Linked DNA regions of Homo sapiens: regions 2, 3 and 4 are each linked to region 1. A link is a loop called in an ENCODE intact Hi-C map of the cell type or tissue named here. Cell type or tissue: endothelial cell of umbilical vein. All regions are shown on one strand. Region 1 has its middle 11 kb from the start of TAAR1. Region 2 overlaps SLC18B1 (solute carrier family 18 member B1). Region 3 has its middle 47 kb from the start of LINC00326. Region 4 has its middle 7.2 kb from the start of TAAR9.

Region 1 (5,000 bases):
TTAATCAAAGCAAGAAGATGGGAATTCAAAGCCATTTTCCTGGTAAGATTCTTCTGTCCATTCCACTAAAAATACAAAAGATAACTAAAGTAAAAATATAATTTGCAATATTAAAAAAATCAGTTGACTGAGGCAAAAATAAGGAAAAGGATATCAGTCTTTACAATTGCATTAGATGCTTACATTTAAGCTTAGCTATTTTCTGCTGGCATAAAAAGAAAACAGTCTTATCTCCACAAAACACTGTATATAAACTTCTTTATAAGCTTACCCGGGATGTAATTGGTTATTTCTTGGAAACTGTTCCAGAAGTGTTTCAGGCTTCAGAATTCTGTTATGAGGGTCCTTCCTCTTTCCTGTTCATCCCTCAATTTTTTACAGTAAAGTTAGTGAAGATTTTGTCTGACCTCCTTCCACCTCCCCTTTCTTCAGATGCTCTCTTCTTTTCATTTGAGAGTCCATCTTTTCAGGAATACAGTTGTCAGGGGCCCCAACTTTTCAGCAGCAAAATGAATATGACCATGGCTAGAGATGTTCACCATTAAAAGTACACAGGCAAATCATAAGGTCTTCCATACATAAAGAAATGTCTCCACATGTGGAATTTGGGGCTGGCAGGAGAAAGGTCTTGATACAAACAATGTGGCTTAAATCCCCTGAAATCACATTGGCATAGACCTGGCTTTGTCCAGAACTGAGTGCTTCCTGGCATGGGACGTGGGATATGGTCAGTTGTGCAGTTCTATTCCTATTGTGTATAAAGATGATCCAACAGAACTATCATGGCTTTCTAAAAAGTATTCTGTAAGCAGATAAATTCCCTTTACTCTGATTTTAAAATAATTTTTAGCAAGTAATTTATAAGTAATATTAGGTTTCCCAAGCAGTTTTATATCATGAAGGTACTGCTGTTCTGAAATAAGTATATCCGACTGGCTTAGTAGTAAGCAATCAATCACTTACGGAGTGCTTACTGGATATCTGGTCCTGTATTGCATTTTCAAATTTAATCCTCTTGCCAATACCAAGAGTCTGGAAACATTAATCCCATTTTTGTTAAAGAGACTGATGCTCAAGGAAGCTAAGGAATTTGGTGATTATACACAGGCCTATCTCCAAAGTTCTATCTCCTTGTGCTGCTATTTTATTTCTCCCATGTGTGTAAATGACTAGACTCATTCTGGTTTAGAAATCATCTTTGGTGAGTTCTGTTAAAAGTGGCTCAGTCTCACTCCTGTAATCCCAGCACTTTGGGAGGCCGAGGCGGGCAGATCACGGGGTCAAGAGATCAAGACCATCCTGGCCAACATGGTGAAACCCGGTCTCTACTGAAAATACAAAAATTAGCTGGGTGTGGTGGTGCATGCCTGTAGTCCCAGCTACTCAGGAGGCTGAGGCAGGGAGAGTCGTTTGAACATGGGAGGCGGAGGTTGCAGTGAGCCGAGATCTCACCACTACATTCCAGTCTGGGTGACAGAGCAAGACTCTGCCTGAAAAAAAAAAATGGCTCAGTTTCCAATAGTCTGATCATATCTGATGGAATTTAGAGAAATGATTTTCTGAACTTAAAGTATTGAGAACCAGAACTGAAATAGATTCCCTATGTAAGACAACTTTATATCACTCTATTCCTGACTACAAAGGGTAGTAAATAATATATTTCCTTAAAGATTAAGCTACAATGCAGTTCAGCATTAATAATTATTATGATAACTAGAGAGTGTATAAATACAGAACATGACAATAATGTCTTCTACTAACATTGCAAAAGATATGAAGCCATTTCTGGGTTAGGAATCAAACAGCAACTGAATTGGTTCACTGTGTAGAGAACTTCATGTAGATCCCTACATTTTAGATAAAATATTATAACGGGGCACGTCTATCTAAATATCTTAGCACATCAAGAGCATTTACATAAAAATATCTTAGTATATTTGGAATATTTCTGTATAAAAGGTTTATCACAGCCCCTGGAACTCAGTAGAAGCTCAGTAAATAATAGTTAAGGAAGCTAATAATAATATGGAGGTTAAAAAGCAAAGTGGTCCTCCAAAAATTGTGTTCAGTTCAGAGCCCTGAGGACAGACCAATTGTTAGCAGGTCTCATTCATCTCCCAAAACTCCTTTCAGAAAACAAGATGACTGATAAATAAACTCATCGTGATACCACCTACTCTGAATTATTGCAGAGTGGAGCGTTAGAGGATTGTCTATATATCCATTCGTTGGCCACCAGAAATGGAGGAGCATGTCAACAAGCCACTCAACTTATACATTTCAGGAAGAGTATTTTCTCATTCTGAACCATCCCTAAGAAACTACACCTTGAATGCTAATTTCTAATTGAACTTTGAATCTCTTACCCAGATATTATATTTACATGTACCTATAGAGGGCAGCCTTCTACAAATTTTTGTAAGACGTGGATTTTTATCCTTCCTCCTCTAGAAAGGAGTGACCCAGCATGAAACAACCTTTACCATTGCTTGGGAGAAACTAGAACAATTTACAATAGCGGATTTCCCACCATGTGTTATTCAGACCCTTGTTGTGCATCTTGGGAACTCTTGACGGCAGAGCCTGAACATACTGGGTGTGCAGGTGCAGCCTAAGCTTGGCAATTGTCAGTAATAAGAAAGTAACAAGTAACAAAGAAGAAGAATAAGCAAAAGGAAGAGAAGGAAGAGGGGAGGAAGGAAGAGGAGGGGAAAAGGAGAGGAGGAGGAGGGAGAGGAAACATGGAAAGAGAATGAGGAAGAGGAAGAGAAGGAGAAAAAGAAGGAAGGAAGGGGAGGAGGAAGAGCTTTGACTAACCCTGTACTAGTCTCTAGGCTGAGGGAATTACATGAAATCCCACGTTTATTCTCATAGCACCTCTAAATAATAGACGTTGTTTTTAACCATTACTTTACCAAAAAAAAAAAAAAAAAAAAGAGGAACTGAAAATTAAATCAGTTGCTACTAAGAAGCAGCTGTGGAATTTGATCCCAGATTTGTCTGAATCGGGTTCTAGCTCCTAACCACTACCAAGAATTTGCAAATAAAAATTAAATTAGGCTAGGTGCAGTGGCTTACACTTGTAATCCCTTCACTTTGGGAGGCCAAGTCCAGTGGATCGCTGGAGCCCAGGAGTTTGAGACCAGCCTAGGCAACATGGTGAAACCCTATCTCTACAAAAAAATACAAAAATTAGCTGTGTGTGGTGGTGTATGCCTATAGTCCCAGTTAGTTGGGAGGCTAAGGTGGGAGGATCACTTGAGCCCAAAAGGTCGAGGCTGCAGTGAGTCGTGTTCATACCACTGCACTCCAGCCTGGGTGACAGAGTCAGAACCTGTCTCAAAAAAAAAAAAAAAAATTAATTTAAATTAAAGAGTTTCCCATCTCTTTAGCTGATTTCTCCCACAGATCCTTAAAATACCTGGAGAGGGAAACTACATGAGGCTACTACATGAATGAGAACTTTACTTAACACCTGTCTATGAATGAATGGGTAGACTATTATTAATTAAATGCTAGGCAGATGAAACAACACAGTAACATTAATTTCAAATCATTTTCAAAATGGTGTTTGTAATTGTCTTAATCTATAAAAATAGTATAACATTTTATCAGCAGTTTCTGAAGATAACTTTCACATATTTATTTCCAGTAAAATTAAATTACAGGTGTGTATTTTAGGAAGTTATTGTCAGGCTATCAGATTTTATTTTCTTACCACAGTGCTTTTGTAATTGATCTCCACAACAACTAGTTTTCCAGTACTAGCTAGGTACACATGACAGCAGGCTTTTCAATTAATTTTTACTCATATTGAGATAACAAACCCTCTGTTAGTTCTATTTAATGGAGCAAAACAAAATTTTACCAAAAACAGGAAGAAAAAAAGTCAACTGGTTCAAAACCAGTTTCATTTAATCAACATCATAATCTAATAAAACAGAATTTCTAATTCTAATATTTTTAATATCTCCAAAGTTTATCCAGTCAACATGTCTAGAATGCATCTTGTCCAAATATTAACTATTTATCAGATAATCTACTACCATAGTGACACCTGGGCCCTATTTGCTTTGCCAGGAGTCCAAAGTTTCCAGAAAGTGTGGATGATTAAATAGCTTTTCATGCTGATAAGCACCTTTGCTGTATTTCTATAGCTGGACCACCAAACAGAACTAATTTCAAAATAGCAAGATTAAAAGAGCTCACTCTTCTGTTAACGTATTTTCATTGATCCCTTTAAATTTATTTTCCAAGCCAGAAAAATTCTCTTTCTTTATGTTGCCAGTCTTCTCCTAATGTCCCAAGAAAAATTCTTATTCTCCACACCACATCAACAGATATGATTAATTATGATCATTGTTCCACATATATAAGTTTAAATATTAATTGTGTACTTTCACCTTAACCCTCACACTGCATTGTATCAAGGTCTGTGCTATTAAAGCTACAAGATTGACTTTGAGGAATGTGGCATATCTCTCTTAGAAAGGTAAGGATGCAATATAAATTTGGCTTTAATAATTGTTAAGCAACAAATCAATATCCAAAACTTAAACGGGCTTGACATTTAAGTCAAGCACATAAGAACATTGAGTTCTTAAAGAAGCACAGGGTAGCATTCAGGTAGTTGCTAGTAAGAAAATACTAGCAACATAAAGTGGTAGAGAAAGCAGTAAGCATGAAGTTGAATGATTCTGGTTTAAGGATTTGATACACATAAGTTAGGAACTTTGAACGTGACACTCTGCTCTCTAATGTAGAATGGAGAAAAATGTGCCTACCTTGTGAAATATGTAAAACTCATGTTTAAAATATCTTGTAAACTATAAAGCATTACATACAAAATGTTAATAATGCCTTTCCATTCTCTGGACAAGAGGATAAAGGTAAAATTGCCTTCAGATCCATGGAAAGGATAGGGAATGTATAGACCTTATGTCAGCCTTACCCTTGAAGGAACAGGTGGTATTGGCTTGCAATTAACAGGTAATAGGGCT
Region 2 (5,000 bases), 98 kb after region 1:
GAATTGTTTTAGTACTGATGATAAAATTGCACTGAGCTACAAGTCAAAATTTGTTATGACATCATGCTTTCCTAGGTGGTCCCTTGTAATACTCAACTATAAGTAAGCTGGGATTAGAAGTCCAGCTGTAGGTTTTCTGAAAGAAACTACTGCAAATATTTAGGAGTTGCAAGCTGCTCTTAATGAAGATTGGCTATGCAGAATTTAGTTTCCTTTGTTAATACTTTAAATAACATTTTAGCTTCTCCATGTAAATATGTTGTGTCTGAGCCTCCCCTCCTGTGGGTTTGTTTCATAAAACGGGGTCATGTGACAGTGACACCAAAGAAATGGTGAGTATCATGGGACTACCCTGTGGGTAATTTCCTTCTGATATGAATGTGTAGAGATACTTCTCAATTATTAATTGCACTTAATGAAAGTTGATTGGCTATATAAGAATTTATTATCCACATCTTTTCCAGCTAGGTTAGAGAGGGTATCTGTGACGTATTTAAATCTTGATCATTAAACAAATAAGTAAATAGGATATTTCTTATTTATTTATTTATTTATTTATTTATTTATTTTGAGACAGAGTCTTGCTCTGTCACCCAGGCTGGAGTGTAGTGGCGTGATCTCAACTCACTGGAACCTCCGTCTCCCAGGTTCAAGCGATTCTCCTGCCTCAGCCTCCTGAGTAGCTGGCATTACCATGCCCGGCTAATTTTTGTATTTTTTTGTAGAGATGGAGTTTCACCATGTTTGCCAGGCTGGTCCTGAACTCCTGACTTCAGGTGATCCGCCCACCTCGGCCTCCCAAAGTGCTGGGATTATAGGCATGAGCCACCATGGCTGACCAGATATTTCATTAATGCGTGATATTTAATATTTATTGTCAAAATCAAGTTTCTTATCTAAAATAAATGAGTTAGTTGAAAACAAACTAATCATGCAATTATCACGCAACTCAGCAGTTGTATTGCTGGGCATTTATTCCAGAGAAGTGAAGTCTTATGCTTCATATCCCACCCTCTACCCTCGCCCCTGGCAAAAACAAACAAACAAACAAACAAAAAACCTGTTTCTGAAAGTTCATAGCTGCTTTATTTGTAACAAATAAAGTAGTATTCCATTGTGTCTTAAAGCCACCCAATGGAATACTACTCAGCAATTTAAAGAACTGAACTATTGATACATGCAACAATGCCAATAGAACTCAAGGGCATTATGCTGACTGAAAAAAGCCAATCCAAAAAGTTTCATACAATACGATTTCATTTATACGTTTCTTGAAATGACCAGATGATAGAAATGGAGAAGAGATTAGTGGCTGCCAGAAGTGAAGATGGGAGGGAAGTGGGTGTAGCTACAAAAAGACAACGTGAAGAATGTGGCGATGGGAATGTTCTGTATCCTGGTTGTGCTATTGTACTATAGTTCTGCAAGATGTTATCATTGGTGAAAACCAGGGAAAGAATACTCATGATCTTTTTCTATTATTTCTTACAACTGCATGTGAATTAACAATTATCTCAAAATTTTTAAAGTTTAATTTTTAAAAATGATCTGTGATTTGTATTTAACCTTTTTAGTTTTCCTTTGGATTGATTTATGTATCATATTATAATGTATAGGTTGCAATATGATCTTAACATAAAAGATTCCTTTTATTACTAACATATTCCACATTCAGTTATATAGAATATTCTCATTATTAAAAAGGTTCTTTTAAGCTGCTCAGCCTTGTTACATTTAGAAGACTATAAATATATAAAAATACAAACACATACACAGAGATTTCCTTTGATAGTTTTGACCTACCTTTTGGTTTTCTTGTTCAAAGTGTTCTTTCCTCTGTCTTTTCTCATATTTTTTAAACTTTTCTGTGACTTTTTTTTTTTTTTTTTTTTTTGAGACGGAGTCTTGCTCTGTCACCAGGGTGGAGTGCAGTGGCGCAATTTCGGCTCACTGCAACCTCCTTCTCCCGGGTTCAAGCAATTCTCCTGCCTAAGCCTCCCAAGTAGCTGGGACTATAGGCGCACACCACCATGCCCAGCTAACTTTTGTATTTTTAGTAGAGATGGAGTTTCACCAAGATGGTCTTGATCTCTTGGCCTCGTGATCCATCCACCTCAGCCTCCCAAAGTACTGGGGTTACAGGCGTGAGCCACTGCTCCCGGCCCACTTATCTTAATACTTGCAAAATTTCAAAATGAGAAAGGAGTAAATTTGGTTTTGTACATAGCATCTTTAAATACACTGCTATCCAAGGGAAGTATTGAGAGCCGTGTGTTGGGAATGGGGATGAAGGAAGTTCTCTCCCCAGAGAGCCTCGAATCCTTGCGTTGACTTTGAATTCTCAACAATCAACTGTGCTGGTAACAGAATAGGCTGGCCCAGATAGTGGGTAGGAAGGTGCAAGCTGCAGACTCATGCTTTAATAGTGGCCCCAAGTGACAGTGGCAGGGACTGCAGGCACTCAGCCGCATCCAAGACCACCGGGCTGAGGAAGGGCGGCTGTCCTTGCGTGGGTGGACATGAAGGTCAAAAAAGTCCTGGAGGGGGCCAGGATGACTTAAGGCAATCAAGGCCCAGATCTGCATGCCACATGGGTGCAGGGGGCCAGGGTCACACTCTGTCCTGGCACTGCTCCGGGAAGGGAATTGCAGGCCATTTGTCCTCCTCAGACATTGGATCGCCCTCTGGAGGTTCAAGAGTGAAAGGTTTGAGGGGATAGGGAAATGAAGAGATCACAAGACAGATGTACATCCAGTCTTGACACTCAATGCCAGGCAGTCTTCCAAAGCCATCCTCTCCTACCCTGGGTATTGTCCTCCTTTTCCATATTTTTGGTTTTGGTGGTGTGCAATGACATCCCATGGTGGCTTGAACTTTTGCCACTTCAGGATCCGTTTTGCTCCTATTCCCCAATTCACTAAGAGTCACCACCATCCACCCACACCCTCAAGCCAAAACCTAGGAGTCCTCCTAGATTCCCCTCTCCTCCCTCCACATCAGCAAGTTCTGTTGGTTCCACTCCCAGATAGAGCCTTTTCTCTCCATCACAAGCTCCCTGGTCCAAACCATTATTGTCTCTCTCAAATCTTCCAAAGCTCCCCCTCCATTCCCTTTACCGTCCCTATCCCCACTCACTGTCCACATGCAGACAGAATGGACTTTCTGAAATGTGAATCAGATTCTGGCATCGCCTCCAGTTTACTAGACTCCAGCCAGCAGACCAAACCTCATCTTTGACCATGTCAAGCCCTTGTGCACATACTACGGACTGTCCCCTGTCAGAATGAATGGTGGTTACATCCTCTTCCTTTAGATCTCAACTCAAAGGTCGCACTTCCATGGACTTTTTCAAATTAGGCACCCATATCTAAACAAACCCAGCCAACTACTCTATCACATCACCATGTTTTTTTTTCCTTCTTAGCATTTCTGTAAGATAATTGGAGAGTCTGATATTTATTTATTGTTCGTCTCTTCCACCAGTATAAGTTACATAAAAGCAGAGATTGTGTTTATCTTGATCACAGCCAAATCCCTAGCATCTGGCATAGTGTCAGCTCAGAGAAGACATTCAAAAGATATTTTTGAATGAATAGATAAAACCATTTCTTCTTTAAAAAAATTACTGTAAATGTGGCTACTACACCATGAAAATAGACCAAGAAGCATGAGAGTTACACAATAGACATTTATTCACTTCAACATCACAATTTCACACGAAGTTGGAGGAAGCCCTTCCCTAACAAAACAAGCATTCGCATTAGGGGAAGGAGGCTGACCTGCTCTAGGGATGAAATACATCTACCAAGATATAGATAAAAACAAAAACAAAACAGATGGTAGAGCCAAAAAACAGAGACATTAAAGGAAATGAAAAACGTTATACCAAGTAATGTTTATAAATCCAGATCATAAGTGAACGTAGGTTACAAAAATGGAAGTTGTAAGTATTGTTATTCTTGTACTTTTCACACAAACAGAATTTTTAGAAAAGCTTAAGGTCAGGGAGTGCTAGAGAGTTTCTGTATGGCAGGCAAGAATTCTTCCTTTTGAACAAGACCGAAAAACCTCAGGACAAAGAGAAAGTATATCTTTTAAAAACTGATTTCATAGTAATGTTTCTACATATTTTGAAGCACCTTTATGTATTTAGAGCATATCAAATTAATTCATTTCTTTCCCTGTTAATAAAAAAGGTACATTCACAGAATCAGTGTACTTAGAATAAAAAATAAACAGAGGAAATAAGAACTAACTCGAGTTAATAACAACATCTTTAAGGACAAGTTTGGTCATTTAAAAACTAAGTCTTGTTTTGTTTTGCTTGTTTTTAATTACTCCTTTCATACTTAATATTTCAAATATAGCTGCTTCAGCAGGACAGCTTTTCAGTATCACAGTAAGTACAGCCCAATACAGGATCATCCAAAAACACGTTGACACTTCCAAGACACTGGCACGGGGTCCACGGAGTTTTGCGCGTAAAATTTTAAAAACCCTTCCTACGGTGATGTTTAAGGCCAGGAGCATTCATTTCTCAACCTTGTATCAATCCAGGATCCATCGGACTAGGTTTCATTAGGCAAGAGAGTAGTTCGTTCCTCCTCTGTGCTGAGGATGTTTTGAGATTTAGACCTACATTGAGGGAAAGAAGAGATGAATCTCAATATTTCTCATCTTAAAAACAAACAAACAAACAAAAAACCAGTACCTGTATCTCCATCCAACTATCTTTTTAAAAAAGTTTCTACTGCCCGGGCATGGTGGCTCACGCCTGTAATCCCAGCATTTTGGGAGGCAGAGGCAGGCGGATCACTTGAGGTCAGGAGTTCGAGACCAGCCTGGCCAACATGGTGAAACCCTGTCTCTACTAAAAATACAAAAATTAACTGGGCATGGTGACCCATGCCTGTAATCTCAGCTACGTGGGAGGCTGAGGCAGGAAAACCGCTTGAACCCGGGGGGCAGAAGTTGCAGTGAGCTGAGATTGTGCCACTGCA
Region 3 (5,000 bases), 370 kb after region 1:
TGCGCCACCACATCCGGCTAATTTTGTATTTTTAGTAGAGACGGGGTTTCTCCATGTTAGTCAGGTTGATCTTGAACTCCTGACCTCAGGGGATCTGCCCGCCTCAGCCTCCCAAACTGTTGGGATTACAGGCTTGAGCTACTGCGCCTGGCCGGGTTTGTTTTTTACTGAAGGAGGATTATATTACACGTATTACGTTAAAAATACCTTTTTCACTTGGCAATGCAAGGCAAATGATTTCTGACCTAGTAGTTTGGGTGAAACAATTGCCTGGACCTCCCAAAGTACTGAGATTACAGGCGTGAGCCACTGTGCTTAGTCACAGAAGTTATACTTCTAAAATTATGAAAGCTTAAAATTCTCACCAAGACTTTTGGGACAGTGCACAGTATGTTGCATTACATTCAGAAACAAAAGATATTTATGTATACACACATATCCTCATTTTTGTACAAGTTTATTTATGTGTATGATGTATCTTGTATATAGTGACAACCTAATACATTCCAATGGACAACTGGGATGGAGATAGGGCCAATTGTGGGACTGTTGTAAAGTGGGTGGATAAATTTTTCACTATATAATCCAATTCAATGTTTAAATAGGTTTTAACTCTGTGTGCATTTTAAAAAACAGAATAGTATGAAAAAATATTTTAAATGCTGTGTGCAGAAATACTTTGTGTGGGACTTTTTAGTGTGGGATTATTAAACAGGCCATTTAATATAGTTTTGCCCATCACCAACACATCAAAAATGCAAAGAACCCACTTATGGAATAGGCACACCAATGAGATACCCCAAATACTCCCCCAGCTAAATATTTCTGCCTTGTAGTAAGGAATCTCATGTCCTAACAGGGAGAAAGAGGCGAGCAGAGAGTCCTGTCCCCAGAAGCAAAGGACTGAAATCCAGTTACCATCCCATAGGGGTATAAGAATTCTGAGATATGGCTGGGCGCAGTCGCTCATGCCTGTAATCCCAGAAGGCAGATCACTTGAGATCAGGAGTTAGAGACCAGCCTGGCCAACATGGTGAAACCCCATCTCTACTAAAAATACAAAAATTAGGCTGGGCGCGGTGGCTCACCCCTGTAATCCCAGCACTTTGGGAGGCCGACAAGGGCGGGTCACCTGAGGTCGGGAGTTTGAGACCAGCCTGACCAACATGGGGAAGCCCTGTCTCTACTAAAAATACAAAAAATTAGTCCGGCGTGGTGGCGCATGCCTGTAATCCCAGCTGCTAGGTAGAGTGAGGCAGGAGAATAGCTTGAACCCGGGAAGCGGAGATTGTGGTGAGCCGAGATCGCGCCATTGCACTCCAGCCTGGGCAACGAGAGTGAAACTCCGTCTCAAAATAAATAAATAAAATTAAAAATTAAAATACAAAAATTAGCCCGGCATGGTGGCGTGTGCCGGTAGTCCCAGCTACTCAGGAGGCTGAGAGAGGAGAATCGCTTGAACCCAGGAAGTGGAGGTTGCAGTGAGCCGAGTTCACGCCACTGCACTCCAGCCTGGGTGACAGAGTGAGACTCCGTCTCAAAAAAAAAAAAAAAAAAAAAGAATTCTGAGATATCTGTAAATTTCTACATTTGCTACTTATTTAAAATTCTCTGCTTTCCCCCTTAGTTGTAGGCAGCAAACTGCATGAAACAGAAGAGATCTTGTCATTGCTAACACTCTGAGAGAGGAATGATCAGAGGACTTTGCCTACTCTCTAGCAAAAATTGGGTCAGGGTGGTGATGTTGGAGAACATCCAGAGAGACAATGGGTGGAGCTAGAGAAAAGAAGAGCAAGGTGAGGCCCCATGGCTTGCTAACAAGAAGAAAATACAGTCCTGGATTAGAGGAGTGGTCCTAGGGTTTAGTAGTTTCATGTTTTCCCTCTATCCATGATGCCTGAGTGATAAATCTTTTTTCTTTAGATCTGTCAGGCTTCTGCTCCTTGGCCCCCTCTTGTGGGTAAGTATTTCCATCACTACAATTGCTTTCTGCAGTGATCACTCTCTACTCCATATTCCTGCTCCACCAAGTTCTTCCTCCTCATGAAGCATTATAGACTAACCAGAGGGCCCCCAGGGATCTCCGGACCACACTCGGGGGAAGCTCTGGCTCAGATGATGCATGACTAGGAAATAAAATACAGTATATCAAATAGTTGTCCTCACTTATCATATCCAAATGGTGACAGTTTCAAGGAAAAAATGCAGAAAACCTAGTAATACAATATACTTGCCTTAAATATTACATCATCTTGCAGGAAAGGCAGTCTCATTTTTGTCATGTATGGGATGTATCTTAGTTAAGTGAGTTCTTTGCCCTTGGGTTTTGAGCTGTGGTATGCCATAGATGAAAAATGAAAGTGTAACAGGCATTTCACTGTACCCAAAAAGTGGGTAACACCTCTTCTTATACTTTGTGTGAGCAGCTTCTGTACAGGTTTCTTTTTCTGTTGGGTAGAGTAGACGCATTTCCATAAAACCATAAAATCATTGAGTACAATTATTGTAGGTCATTTTGTAAATAATAATCTGGTTTGTAGAGGGTCTGAATCTCCCAACATTTTTTGTTTATAGCATCTGAATTTGACTAGAATGTGAGTGGAATTCAGTGGTAAATTGGCCATTTTTCCGTCAGTAGCAGCAATGAAACTTACACATTCTAGTGAAAACGTATCAGATTTCTGCACTGCAACACACAAATGCACATATTAATTTCCAAGAATGTCATTTGTCTCTGACAATAAACATGTGTGCCTTTGGAGGAAGAAGCTATATGTGGATTTGTGAGTTCATAGTGAGAAAGAGAATTCTTCTTTTGTGGTAGATAAACAACATATATATCCTAAATCTTGCTAATAGGCTGCTATGGACTGAACTGTGCCCTCCCTCAGATTCACATGTTGAAGCCCTAATCCTCAGTGTGGCTGTATTTGGAGATAGGGCCCAGAAGAGGTAATTAAGTTTAAATGAGGTCATGAGTGTGGAACCCTGATGATAAGATTAATGTCCTTATAAAGAGAGACAACTCCCCCACCCCCTGGCCTACCCTGTGCACACAGGAAAGGCCATGTGACAACATAGCCAGAAGTAACCTACAAGCCAGTAAAAGAGCTTTACCAGGCCTTGATCTGGTACTTCTAGCCACCTGAACAGTGAGAAAATAAATTTCTTTTGTTTAAGCCACCCAATATGGTACTTTGTTATGGAAACCCTAACATTAATGCATAGGCCAAATAAATATTCTGGGAAATAACAGAGTCCTGTGTAGAAATTAGCTTTAGAAACACCCTAAGATATTGTGCATTTTGAAACATTTTGCCAACATGAAGTATTTTCACTATCTGATTTTTATTTCAAAATTTGCCATCTTAAAAGTTCAAAATGTTTCAATATAGTACCTTCTAGATAATCTGCTCATAAGAACTAGTAAATTTATTATATAATTCATCAAATCGCTAAGCTTTTTATTCGGAAGGAAGGATTATTGGAGAACTAACCCTTTGGAGGACTGCAAAGGATCAGAGTTGAATCTAGCATAGAAGATTTTTAGCAATGCTTTGGCTGTATCTCCATGGAGTAACCAAACTAAAGAGCCTCTGCATCATTTTTTCCCATCTTTGAGAGCTCAGTGTAAGGAGATGAGCCATTGAGAGCTCTGAGAATAGATTCAGCCATTCCAAATTCTTGACTGCATGATTTATTTTTCAGACCTCTAGTGATGCTCTTCAATCTTAGGATAATTGGTATAGTTTTATTTGTTAGCAATCTTTTCTCAGCAGATTTCTTAAGCGTAGTAGGATATGTCTGTCTCTGTCTCCATCTCAACCCCTACATTTACATCTGCCTCTAGGTCTGTATCATGTGATAGTGTTCCTTAAATACACTTTCCTGAGAGATGCTGGTGGTGCCTCGCTTTTAAATATGCCACAATCCCCCCTCTCCATCTATGCCTCACTAAATCTGTTTTCTACTTGATCTATAGTAAATTGAAATCTTGAAATTAAAGTGCAGGTTGGTGACTTGCCACATATTCCAAAAAGCATCACAGAATCCAGAGAAATCAATGGAGGAATAAAGAAGCATGACCAATTTTGTCTCAAATTTATTCTTTCACAGCTGAACCACTTGCTGATAGGACAGTTGTTTGATTCTGAGATCCCTCATTTGCTCTATTTTCCAGTTTAGGTATTGCTGATTTGAAATGTACCAGTGTCTCAAGCTCAATGCAGCAAAGATCTGGAATCCTTCTCTTCTTTGAGGGAAGTGGAGGACCCCTCATGCACTGGCTGTGACCAATCAAGTTTTGCTCGATGCCAAAAAATTAAACACAGTAAGGCCAGGCCCTGTCAGCAAAGAGTTGATTGCTTTAAATAAGGGAGATTTCCTGAATGTTTAAATTGAAACTTCGACTTTGATTAAAGCAAAGAGAAGTACCAGGATGGCTTCCTAACTATTTAGTTCCTAAAATTCCTGTGAGGTCTGGAGATGACAAATTCAATTCTGATGTGCTGTGTTTTACACTCTGCAGACTGTAGTAAAAGGGAAAACTAATCAAGCTTGGGTTTCCCATGGGCTGAGCTTTAAGATGTTTTCCTATTTAAAGCCATGGAAATATGTTAAAACCCACATAGGCACAGTGAAGTTTATATAAGGCAAAATCTATGTGACTATGTTTTTGCACAGTGTGCATATTTTGATTTTTCATTATTTTTGGTTTGTTTAATGGCTTATTTTGCTTAAAATTATATTCCTACAATAGTTTTATAATAAAAGATTGGAAAGAATGGTTTATAAATATATCTATACGTCTATTATACATATACACAATTTATATTGTAAAGTGGTTATGTTGTCAAGTAGAACACATTCACTTGAATTTAAAATTTTTATTAAAAATAAAAAATAGAAAATTGATGAATGACAGACATAAAAATGCATGGCTATCTATCCAGACATGCCAAGATACAAACTAAGGATTTATTTTTAGAGCCAGTGCAGTT
Region 4 (5,000 bases), 140 kb before region 1:
CAGGTAAGGTCTGGAGACGTGGAGTTACTCAAGCCCCTGGCTATGCTAAAAAAAAAGTCAGACTTTATCTGTCTGGGCCCTAGGCTTCACACCTAGTACATAATTAAAATCCACTTAGTAGGTTTTTCACCAAAAATAAAAATCACTAAGAGTTAACATTGTAACATGTAAATAAGACTACTGAAAAAACAGTTTTACATGCAAGCTGTGTGAGTAAGGTGAAATGTGCTTTTGATAAAAGATCATAAGAAAACATGGGAATGTGTGTGTTTTCTTTTTGTTGTTCGTTTTTTGTTTGCCTAGATTAAAGGGCTAATGGACTGTTTTAATTTAGAAAGGATAAAGCTGAAGGTTTGAGCAAGTTGTGGAAGGTTTGTGAAAAATTAATCTTGTAAAAGAAATTCTGTGTGTGAACATATTGGCTAAATTTAAAGGGGTATTATACAGGTTTTCCATAAACTGAACATTGGAATAAAAGCACAACAAGGTTCTCTTAGAGCACTGATCTCTTCAACAAAAATTTGTAAAGGGTTATTAAAGGTTTATGAAAATCTCACCTTATGGTCAAACTGATTAAAATAGGATAGATTTGTCTATAAGATGTTATTAAAAATTGGGGTTGACATTAATAGTACACTAATGCATGGGTGAAATTTGGCTTTCTCTCTTGAGTAAGACTTTCATAGAATATTAAAGACAAATGAAAGATTTTTGTTTGCCTTTTGAATAAACCACAGGAAAAAGAAGGAAAAGAAAAGAGACAGATTGTTTGGAAAGCTAAGTCTTCCCTCTATCAATGAGTAAAGGTTTTTGCCTTTTTTTTTTTTTTTTTGAGACGGCGTCTCGCTCTGTCGCCCAGGCTGGAGTGCAGTGGGGCGAACTCTGCTCACTGCAAACTCTGCCTCCTGGGTTCACGCCATTCTCCTGCCTCAGCCTCCCGAGTAGCTGGGACTACAGGCGCCTGCCATCATGCCCGGCTAATTTTTTTGTATTTTTTTTAGTAGAGACAGGGTTTCACCTTGTTAGCCAGGATGGTCTCGATCTCCTGACCTCGTGATCCGCCCGTCTTGGCCTTCCAAAGCGCTGGGATTACAGACGCGAGCGACGGCGCCCGGCCAGGTTTTTGCCTTTTTAAAGATTCCAGGTAATAATAGTGACCTGTGGTGACCTGGAATTCTATTTTGTAATAGCAAGTGTTTTAAACTTTTAACGTATCTGACAGGCTTCCTACAATCAAATTTCGGCTTCAAAATGGTCTTTTCTGACCTCTAACTTTGGGATGCAACAGAGAGCCCCTGAAGCATCCCAAAAGAGAGGTAAACAGGATTATTTGACATGTTGAGTTACATGGGAAGCATTGTCAAAATAAAAAAATATGTTTAACCCTCTTTAGGTTATATTTTAGTGAATGTTATTAATATATGTTCCAAGTTGAATGGAATGTCTAAAATTCTAAGATGTCCAAGTATATGCTGTCAATCATAATTATGGTTAAGTTATTGCAGACCACAGAAATAACCAAATTTCTTTGTCAATTTTGTCTTTATCACTAGTCATTTCCGCAGTTAATTGCTTAATGCTGATGCAGTTTCTGGAAACTTCGCAAGCATGGAAAAAAATCCGAGAATACGGTGTCTTTTAGGAGGTTCATGAAATGATGGAAAGGACCCTCAAAAGCACCTTTGAAAACAGGTTTGTTTTCTTTCTTTCTTTTTTTTTTTTTCGAGACTGAGACTCGCTCTGTTGCCCAGGCTCGAGCGCAGTGGCATGATCTCAGCTCACTGCAACCTCCACCTCCTGGGTTCTGCAGGGAAGGGAAAGAGTAGCGTAGAGAGTAGCCATACGTTAAAGTATTTGGCATGGGGATAATTTTAAAACAGATGTTTCCGTTTGGGGCATTTACCTGTTTAACTTTGGCGTCCCCTCATTTGATCAACCTAGTATTGTTCAGATTGACCGCTAGGGGGCAGCAGAGTATGGGAAAATAAGAGGGCCATAAACTAGACTGAAGCTGTTATCTTAAAAATAGTTCAGCAATAAAGAAATGCCCAGAAATAATGAGTAATATATCACAATCCCCTTTATATTTTTACCTACAACTTTAAAGATCTTATTTTCAATCATCATAATTTATAATATTATTAAGTAAATTATTTCTAAATTATGAATAAACTTTCCTCAAAAATTAGTATTTGAAGACACTTTTAAAAAAAGGTTAAGAAAACTATCATGACTTAATATTTCTTCTGATACTGATCAAGAAGTGGAAATTTTTTTTAAATTGTTGAAAAAAACCATTATATCATTTGAAGTCTGTAAGAATATTAATTAGATTTTGGTCTAGAAAGAATCTAATAATAGAAATTTCAGAACCATTACTATATGATATGGTTTGGCTGTATCCCCACCCAAATCTCGTCTTGAATTGTAGCTCCCATAATCCCCGTGTGTCATGGGAGGTACCTGGTGGGATATAATCGAATCATGGGGGGCAGGACTTTCCTGTGCTGTTCTCATGACAGTCAATAAGTCTCACGAGATCTGATGGTTTTATAAAGAGAAGTTCCCCTGCACACGGTCTCTCTTGCCTGCTGCCATGTAACACATCCCTTTGCTCTTTCTTCATCTTCCACTATGATTGTGAGGCCTCCCCAGCCATGTGGAACTGTGAGTCCGTTAAACTTTTTTCTTTTATAAATTAACCAGTCTTGGGTATGTCTTTATTAGCAGCATGAGAACAGAGTAATGCATTATACCTAACTTCTTCCATAAGTCATAAAGTAAAATACAGCATCTTGAACAATTTTGTTCAGGCCATAGTGCAGGATTGTAATTATTTGACTTGCATGTGACATGAGAAAAGCAATTTCATTACTTTACAATGATGTTTGGTAGATAACTGACACACAGAAGATTCATAATAAATAACCATTTCCTTAACTCTTAGTTCCCTGGGTGATTAATTGTGACATATAAGATTATGGCCCCCAAATAAATCTCTCTAGTCTTTTCAGCTCTACACAGATCTATCCATTTATTGGACAGTCCTCAATCTGATTGTTCAAAGGCATCTCAACATCAAAACGTGCCAACTGGAAATCTCCTCCTCTTCCATCCACTACCCAAGCTTTTTCCTCTACCAGCTTATATAGGCCAGAATGTAAGAAATGATCCTGGAATTTTCGTTTTTTCTCATCCACAACATCAAATCCATTTCCAGATTGTTTTAGGCAGAAACTTAATTTATTATAAAGGTTTCAGGAAGACCCCATAATTTACAGGAAGACATAAGAACCCAAGACCATGGGAACCCACCTGTTGTATCAGCATGACCTAGATGTGAGACATGGAGTCAAAAGATAAAATTTTGAAGCTTTAAGGTTTGATTGCCCCACTGGATTTTGGACTTGCATGGGGCTTATAGCCCCTTTGTTTTTACCAATTGCTCCCATTTGAAATGGGTGTATTTATCCAATGTCTGTACCCTCATTGTCTGTACCCTCATTGTAACTAGGAAGTAACTACCTTGCTTTCAATTTTACAGGCGCATAGGCAGAAGGGACTTGCCTTGTCTCAGATGAGGCTTTGGACTGTGGACTATTGAGTTAATGCTGAATAAGTTAAGACTTTAGGGGACTGTTGGGAAGGCATGATTGTTTTTGAAATGTGAGGACATAAGATTTGGGAGGGGCCAAGGTGAAATGATATGGTTTGGCTGTGTCCCCACCCAAATTTCACCTTGAATTGTAATTTCCACAATTCCCATGTGTCGTGGAAGGGAACTGGTAGGAGATTATTGAATTATGGGGACAGTTTCCACCATACTGTTCTTGTGGTAGTGAGTAAGTCTCACGAGATCTAATGGTTTTATAAGGAGTTTTCCCTTTCACTTGGCTCTCGTTCTCTCTTGCCTGCCACCATGTAAGACATGCCTTTCACCTTCTGCCATGATTGTGAGGCCTCCCCAGCCATGTGGAACTGTGAGCCCATTAAATCTCTTTTTCTTTATAAATTACCCAGTCTTGGATATGTTTTTATCAGCAGCATGAAAATGACTAATACACTTGCACATGTACCCTCTGAATCTAAAATAAAAGTTAAAATTATATATATAGAAAAAGAGTGACATGTTGCTGAGAATTTCTAGCACTGAGGAAAGTAAAAATGGGTTTAAAGGAGCTGTTAATCATTATTTCTTGTCAATGAAGACTGGTGGTATTTCTGTGTCTGTGCCCTTCCTAGTTAATCAATTATATCTGTAGAAAACATTTCTGTTGCATTGATGAGAATTTATTTCAAGATTTTTTTCTTAGGCAATTAGGCACAAATGTAACAGACTGTAGCAAGTCCTATAACTGTATTTTTTCACCAGACCAGTGTGCTTGGATTCTGTCACATCCTATTTTTCTTTGTGTTAAAGGATTCGTGAAGATGATGATTATAGGAAAGAAGTATTTTTCGTAATTATTCTTGCTTGTTAAACAGTCTCAGAGAGAGGGCTGGGTTGGGGTGGGGACAGTGATAAAGATAGGCAGAAATAAGTATGTATGTGTATGTTTAATGGATAGCCCTGCTTAAAGAACTGTATTTTTAAAAATTTTGATGACTAGAAGTATTTGGCAACAGGTAGAAAACACTTGTTTAAAATTTACAGTTAATTTCCCATCTTAGAAAACAGAGCATCAATACAGCTTTGGAGCACAGACTCATCTTCATTTTTGCAGGGAAATCAATAGAATAGCAAAATGACCATTCAAATATATTGCAATTTTACATTCTTTGTTATTCTCAAAGAAATCATGAAGTTACCAGAAATACAAATATCTACATTAAGTCTTACACTTTGGCAGTGAAATTGTAGCATTATATTGAAATGAGACTGCGTCTGAAAGCTTTTCACGTTGGGAGTAATGGTGTTGGGGAAAGCAGAGGTTAATTGAGGCAGAGAACCTGAACCACAGTTTGTAGAGTTTTATTTGGGTGTGGTGGTGGGGGTTTGC

Evidence for each region. A loop is a pair of places that touch in the nucleus more often than their neighbours do. Peaks named below come from ENCODE experiments on the same cell type or tissue, not always from the same donor. Only the 100,000 strongest peaks of a DNase experiment are listed, where the experiment ranks them.
Region 2: a loop joins it to region 1, with 9 times the contacts of the local background. A loop is called at or near these places in 64 of 110 quality-filtered maps.
Region 3: it touches region 1 in a loop (5-fold over the local background); 3 of 110 quality-filtered maps call a loop at or near these places.
Region 4: a loop joins it to region 1, with 3 times the contacts of the local background. A loop is called at or near these places in 26 of 110 quality-filtered maps.

Annotation. Positions count from the first base shown.
Region 1 is chr6:132,667,418-132,672,417 of GRCh38, forward strand. No RefSeq gene overlaps it. Among named protein-coding and RNA genes, the nearest start is that of TAAR1, 11 kb to the left of the region's middle. In endothelial cell of umbilical vein, no CTCF peak of the experiment used is centred here; a DNase peak (open chromatin) is centred at 2,504.
Region 2 is chr6:132,765,702-132,770,701 of GRCh38, forward strand. SLC18B1 (solute carrier family 18 member B1) reads right to left here. Exons shown (of 14, transcript NM_052831.3): 14 at 3,669-4,635. The coding sequence ends at 4,569. Among named protein-coding and RNA genes, the nearest start is that of VNN2, 10 kb to the left of the region's middle. RefSeq lists an enhancer at 2,505-2,664. In endothelial cell of umbilical vein, CTCF peaks have their summits at 2,544 and 2,748; no DNase peak of the experiment used is centred here.
Region 3 is chr6:133,038,243-133,043,242 of GRCh38, forward strand. No RefSeq gene overlaps it. Among named protein-coding and RNA genes, the nearest start is that of LINC00326, 47 kb to the right of the region's middle. In endothelial cell of umbilical vein, no CTCF peak of the experiment used is centred here; a DNase peak (open chromatin) is centred at 1,959.
Region 4 is chr6:132,528,617-132,533,616 of GRCh38, forward strand. No RefSeq gene overlaps it. Among named protein-coding and RNA genes, the nearest start is that of TAAR9, 7.2 kb to the right of the region's middle. In endothelial cell of umbilical vein, a CTCF peak has its summit at 1,929 (motif pointing right); a DNase peak (open chromatin) is centred at 1,975.